Regions from separate parts of the Homo sapiens genome. Here region 1 is linked to region 2. Evidence: read pairs that join two places in POLR2A ChIA-PET (ENCODE). Cell type or tissue: HCT116. All regions are shown on one strand. Region 1 overlaps NR3C2 (nuclear receptor subfamily 3 group C member 2). Region 2 overlaps NR3C2 (nuclear receptor subfamily 3 group C member 2).

Region 1 (2,500 bases), 54 kb after region 2:
AAATAATCGTGATGTTATCATTAACAGTGATGTGAAAGTTGGGAAGAACTGCCAAGTTTGCAGGAAGGCTTAGAAGTTAAATTTTCATCTTGTTATGTTTTAGGTACCTGTAAAATATAGGCATGGGAAGATCCTATAGGCAAATGAACATATAGAACCTAAAAACTGAAGCTAGAGAGAACAAGGTGTTGACGATGTTGATTTGGGAGACATTCACAAACATATGTTGACTCAATGTACTAAAGGGATTAAGTGAAAAAGGGAAAAGACCAGAGAGTCAAGAATCTCAAGTTAGGTGGGAAGAATAGGGATCAGAGAAAGAATGTGCAAAGAAAAAGAAAAAAAAAAACAGAGGAAAAAGACCAAACTAGCATAGACAACATGCAAATCCCTAATCTCAGGAAGAAGCAGGTTATCTTGCAGTAAATAAATGAGCTAGAGAGTCAAGAATTTTATGACTAAGAGAAAAATTGAATTTTAAAGATTTTATAAAAGAATATCTATATACATACACACATTAGTCAAAATAGAATGTGTTACACTATTTCATGATATGACATTCAAAGCACAATGATTTTGTCTATTTCATTTCCTCAGCGCTACACACAGTAAAGCTCAAAGCAAGCACTAAATAAATGTTTGTCACATAAGTGTGCAGAATGTTTCTCTCCAGTTAGAACGAGTGAGGCAGCATTACATTGTGGGGACACAGAAAAACGAAGCTCTCTCAAGTCTATGGCAAAGCCAGTATTAGTATTCCATAGCTGGAGATCATTTTACATTTGTTCACTGTTTATGAATTTCAGCAGACTCTAACCTTCAAGAAATAGTGTGGTGTGTGGGAAAATGTTTGGGCTTTGAAGTGGAACAATACGGGTTAGAATCCCAGCTCTGCCATGTCTTAGAAAACTGTGAAGCTTCTGAAAGCAACAACTTGAATGTCTTCATTTTTTAAATGGTAATACTGATAACAATATCTAACTTACAGGATTGTTATAAGGAGTAGAAGAAACATTACATCTGATAAGGCCTGACTGGATGAAGGAAATTAACAAATGTTTATTTTCCTTCTTATTTCAGGAAAGCTACATCCAGAAAAAACTCCTGGAGTTGGGATTTCAAAATCTTATTTCCATTTTATTCAAGTTATTTCCTCTTTCTGCTGCAGCAAGGCAAAACTGATGAACAAAGAGCAGCTTATTATTAGGAAGTAAGCATTAAGGAATTATAACTTCAGCGAGGATGCCATGTAAGAACTGGAACTTTAAATCTTCCCTGGACAAACTAGAAGACATGAAAATACTGCAGATGAACCATTTATTATTCCTCTCTTTCTCCTGTAGGCCTCCTGGCTTAACTAGAATGCAGTCTCTCTGACTCTCAACCCTAGCTTACTCAAGAAGCTAGAGAATCCTGTTACCAAATCTGTATGGTTCTGGCTGGACTATAGGAAACATATTGAGGTTTGGGAATTTGACGGCGCTTTCTGCTGAATGACAGGTGAAAGAGTGGTTTATAAAATTGTATGAGTTTTTAGAAAAGTTTATCTACCTCCTACCTATCAGAAAATATGAGTTAATGTTTGCTAATATAATTCATTATGAAACAACATAAAATCATGCCTCAAAAGACACATATAAAAACATAAATTCCCTCATCTTTAGAACTTTGTTTTCAAGTTTATACATAACAATGTTATGAATTCTGTAGGAGTTTAATTTTTTCTTTCCTGAAACTGACACAAATATTCATTTAGAAAATATTTATTCCCATCATCTCCTAATGAATTACAGATAATTTATGGATATTAAAATTTGAATAATTTTGAAATAATTAGAGCTTTTTTGAAAAGAAAAATCTCAATATCTCTTCTGTACTAGTAATGGAGTTACTAAGTTGCAGAAAAATGTCACTATAAAAACACAAGAAAAACATTTTTTATTAACAAAAACCACATTCCTAAGGAAATGAAATCAAGGCAAGGTACTTAACAGCAGATTCATCTTGGAGATTATAATCCTAATGTTTTCACACTCTTACTCAAACATCTGGCACTCGACTGTATCACTCACTGGGTCATTTTTCCTCTTTCAACAAGGACTTACTCATAAATGTCCTATCTTTACACAGAAGTTTACTTAACTAAGAGTAGACATTTTCAGATATCTGTAATGCATAATATATTAATAACATTTAAATAAAATATAAGCCTTTATGCTTTCCTAAGATATGTGTAATCAGAAAATAATAACACAGTACAATTTCCTTAAGGCACCTATCACAAAAAAAGTTGCTGAAAGCTTTGTACACATGAATGTTAACACCTCAAAATTTCAGTAAGATCTTAATCAAAACCAGACATTATGCTCCACTCTGGGCCTTTTGTTTAACTGAGGTAAAATGTATCGTACAATATAGTAAGTCTGGATAAATGTTTCCCTGAGCCAAGAAAGCTACCCTGTGCTCTCTCCAGCCAATCCCCGCCCACCACTAGGAAACT
Region 2 (2,500 bases):
CTTACTCAAGATGCAGAATCTTGGGCTGCCCAAAGTACACATGGCAGAGTATCTACAAGTGGAGGCTGGGAGTCTTCATTTTTAACAAACTTCCCATGTGATTTTTCCTGCACTTTAGAATTGAGAACTATCAACCTAAAGGTTCTGAATGAGATTACAGAAAGCAGGAGAAAGAGAGAAACTGAGAAAAGATTATTTGTTAACAGGAAGGAAGAGAGGGAGGGAGGGAAAGGACAGATATTAAAAATTCGGTCTACACCATGGTTTCTCAACTTCATTGACATTTTGGGGTGGATAATTCTTTGTGTAGAAATGGTCCTGTGTATTGTACAGTGTTAGCAGCATTCCTGGCCCTCTACCCAAAAGATGCCAGTAGCAATCCCCAACCTCCAATTGTGACAATAAAAAATATTTCCAGACTTTGCCAAATGTCCCTTCCAGGGGTAAAATCACCCCTGGTTGAGATTCACTGGTCTATACTAAGGAAGTTGTTAAAGCAAGAATAGTGAACTAGAAAGATCATGAAATATCTTGGGTATATAAAAAACAATCAAATGAAAACTGAAATAAGAAGCATGCTAATTCATTATGCTCCTAAAGTTAGTTTCCTTAATAACAGAAGTCATAAACTCAAAAGTGAACTCAGCATAATAAAAAAATTCATTTTCATCTTTCAAAATTTAGCATATTTCACACAAACATTTGCACTTCTGACACTGCTTGAAAAAAAATTTTTTTTGAATCTGGCAATACCTGCAACAAATAGGCCTAGGCCTGAAACTGGCCACTCCCTTTGGCATGGCAACAAACAGCTCGACCTGGACTGGCCACTCCCCTTCGATGGAGCATTCACTTCCTACCCCCATGCTTTATAGATGGGTGAATTCTATAAAAATATTCCATAAATATGTCATGGGTATTGTAAGAGATTGGAATATGTTTTAAATATGTTTATTTAAAACTTACATTTAGTTTCCTAGACGCCAAAGTCTTAGTAGTAGGGCCACACTTTTAATCTACAAACATAATTTACAAGAAACACAAGCACAAGTACACAGTCCACTAGAGAAATATCCAAAGTTTAGTGTAATCATAATATCAGGTTTATTATCACAAGACATGGCCAAGTACCCTGCCACACCCAAAGGGTGTATGTACTGACTGACAAGCACATATCCTGAATGTTATTACACTCATAAAAAAATGAGTAATGACTGGTTGATCTCAACATTCACACTCAAATCAAAATTCAAACTGGGATTTCCACAACAGGCTTCCTTACTAGCCATCCGTTAAAAAGAATATTTGTTCCTGTGACAGAACAGGGCTTCCCCTAAATGCACACTTCCTTCAGCTGTGTTGCTGCTACTGGTCCCCAAGCGTCGACTTCCTGCTGACACCACCTGGAGGTAAAAAGGTCCACACCCCTAGGTTTATGGTCTATGTCTCATCTTTGAAAGTTGCACCTCTTTCCCTATTCCATGCCAATTTAAGTGCACAATTAAACATGACTGCAATGTGAAGGAATTTCCAGGTATGAGCTCTACAGAGTTACTTCAATCACGAGTGCAGCTTCACACTCCCCAGTTATCTAGGCACACATTTTTATCAGGGATGAATGCCTTATAGCAGTGGTTCCCAACCTTTTGGGCACCAGGGACTGGTTTTGTGGAGGACATTTTTTCCTTGGACAGCGATGGGGAGGATGGTTTTGGGATGAAACTGTTCCACCTCAGATCATCGGGCATTATATTCTCATAAGAAATGCACAACCCAGATCCCTTGAATGTGCAGTTCACAATAGGGTTCGTGCTCCTATGAGAATCTAATGTGGCTGCTGATCTGACAGAAGGCGGCACTTGCCCATCACTCACCTCCTGCTGTGCGGCCCAGTTCCTAACAGGTCAGGGACCCAGTATTGCTGCCTTATAGGTCCTGCCTGATAATGCTCTCTTTTTTCAGCTGGAAGGCTTCTCTATTTCCCAGAGGTGGAGCTACACCACTGTCTTTGTGTTCACGGTCTTAAACACAGCACTGCTTATTTCCACTCTACTCAAGTGGCCACCCAGACAAGGGCTGAGGCTTCCTGTCAATCTTGAAGTTCCTGGGAAGACAGGTGTTCCTCCCACCTGAAATCAGTACAGATTCCTGACTCTGACCTTGGATTACATGTATTCTAGAAACTATGGAATCCAATAATAATTTAGTTGATAATCCCTGGGAGTTTACTGCACTAAGCTCCTCAACTAAACCTTTCATCTTAACCTACTCGTGTCGGGTTTGCTTCATTCTTGGTTTTCTTTTCTTTCTATTACCTCTTATTCTTTGTGTTTTTACATTTGTCTCGGGGGCTTATTTGTCCCTCCTTTACTGTAAGTCAACTCATCCTAATTTTCTTTTACCTTAAACCTAATGAGGTTCAAAGTTCACTACAAACCATCAAACCAGGATTGAAATTCCTGCCTTAACAGCAGCAACAGCTATCCCAACACCCCATTGT

The links. ChIA-PET counts read pairs that join two places held together with the same protein. Peaks named below come from ENCODE experiments on the same cell type or tissue, not always from the same donor. Only the 100,000 strongest peaks of a DNase experiment are listed, where the experiment ranks them.
Region 1: POLR2A ChIA-PET joins it to region 2 with 5 read pairs; 3 of 35 experiments call an interaction of 5 or more read pairs at or near these places.

What each region holds. Positions count from the first base shown.
Region 1 is chr4:148,223,801-148,226,300 of GRCh38, forward strand. The region is part of intron 3 of NR3C2 (nuclear receptor subfamily 3 group C member 2); the gene reads right to left. It overlaps LOC102724672 (a long non-coding RNA gene), which reads left to right. Exons shown (of 5, transcript XR_007058324.1): 4 at 1,081-1,249; 5 at 1,344-2,466. Among named protein-coding and RNA genes, the nearest start is that of NR3C2, 220 kb to the right of the region's middle. In HCT116, no CTCF peak of the experiment used is centred here; no DNase peak of the experiment used is centred here.
Region 2 is chr4:148,169,786-148,172,285 of GRCh38, forward strand. All of the region lies in intron 4 of NR3C2 (nuclear receptor subfamily 3 group C member 2), which reads right to left. Among named protein-coding and RNA genes, the nearest start is that of NR3C2, 270 kb to the right of the region's middle. In HCT116, no CTCF peak of the experiment used is centred here; a DNase peak (open chromatin) is centred at 1,166.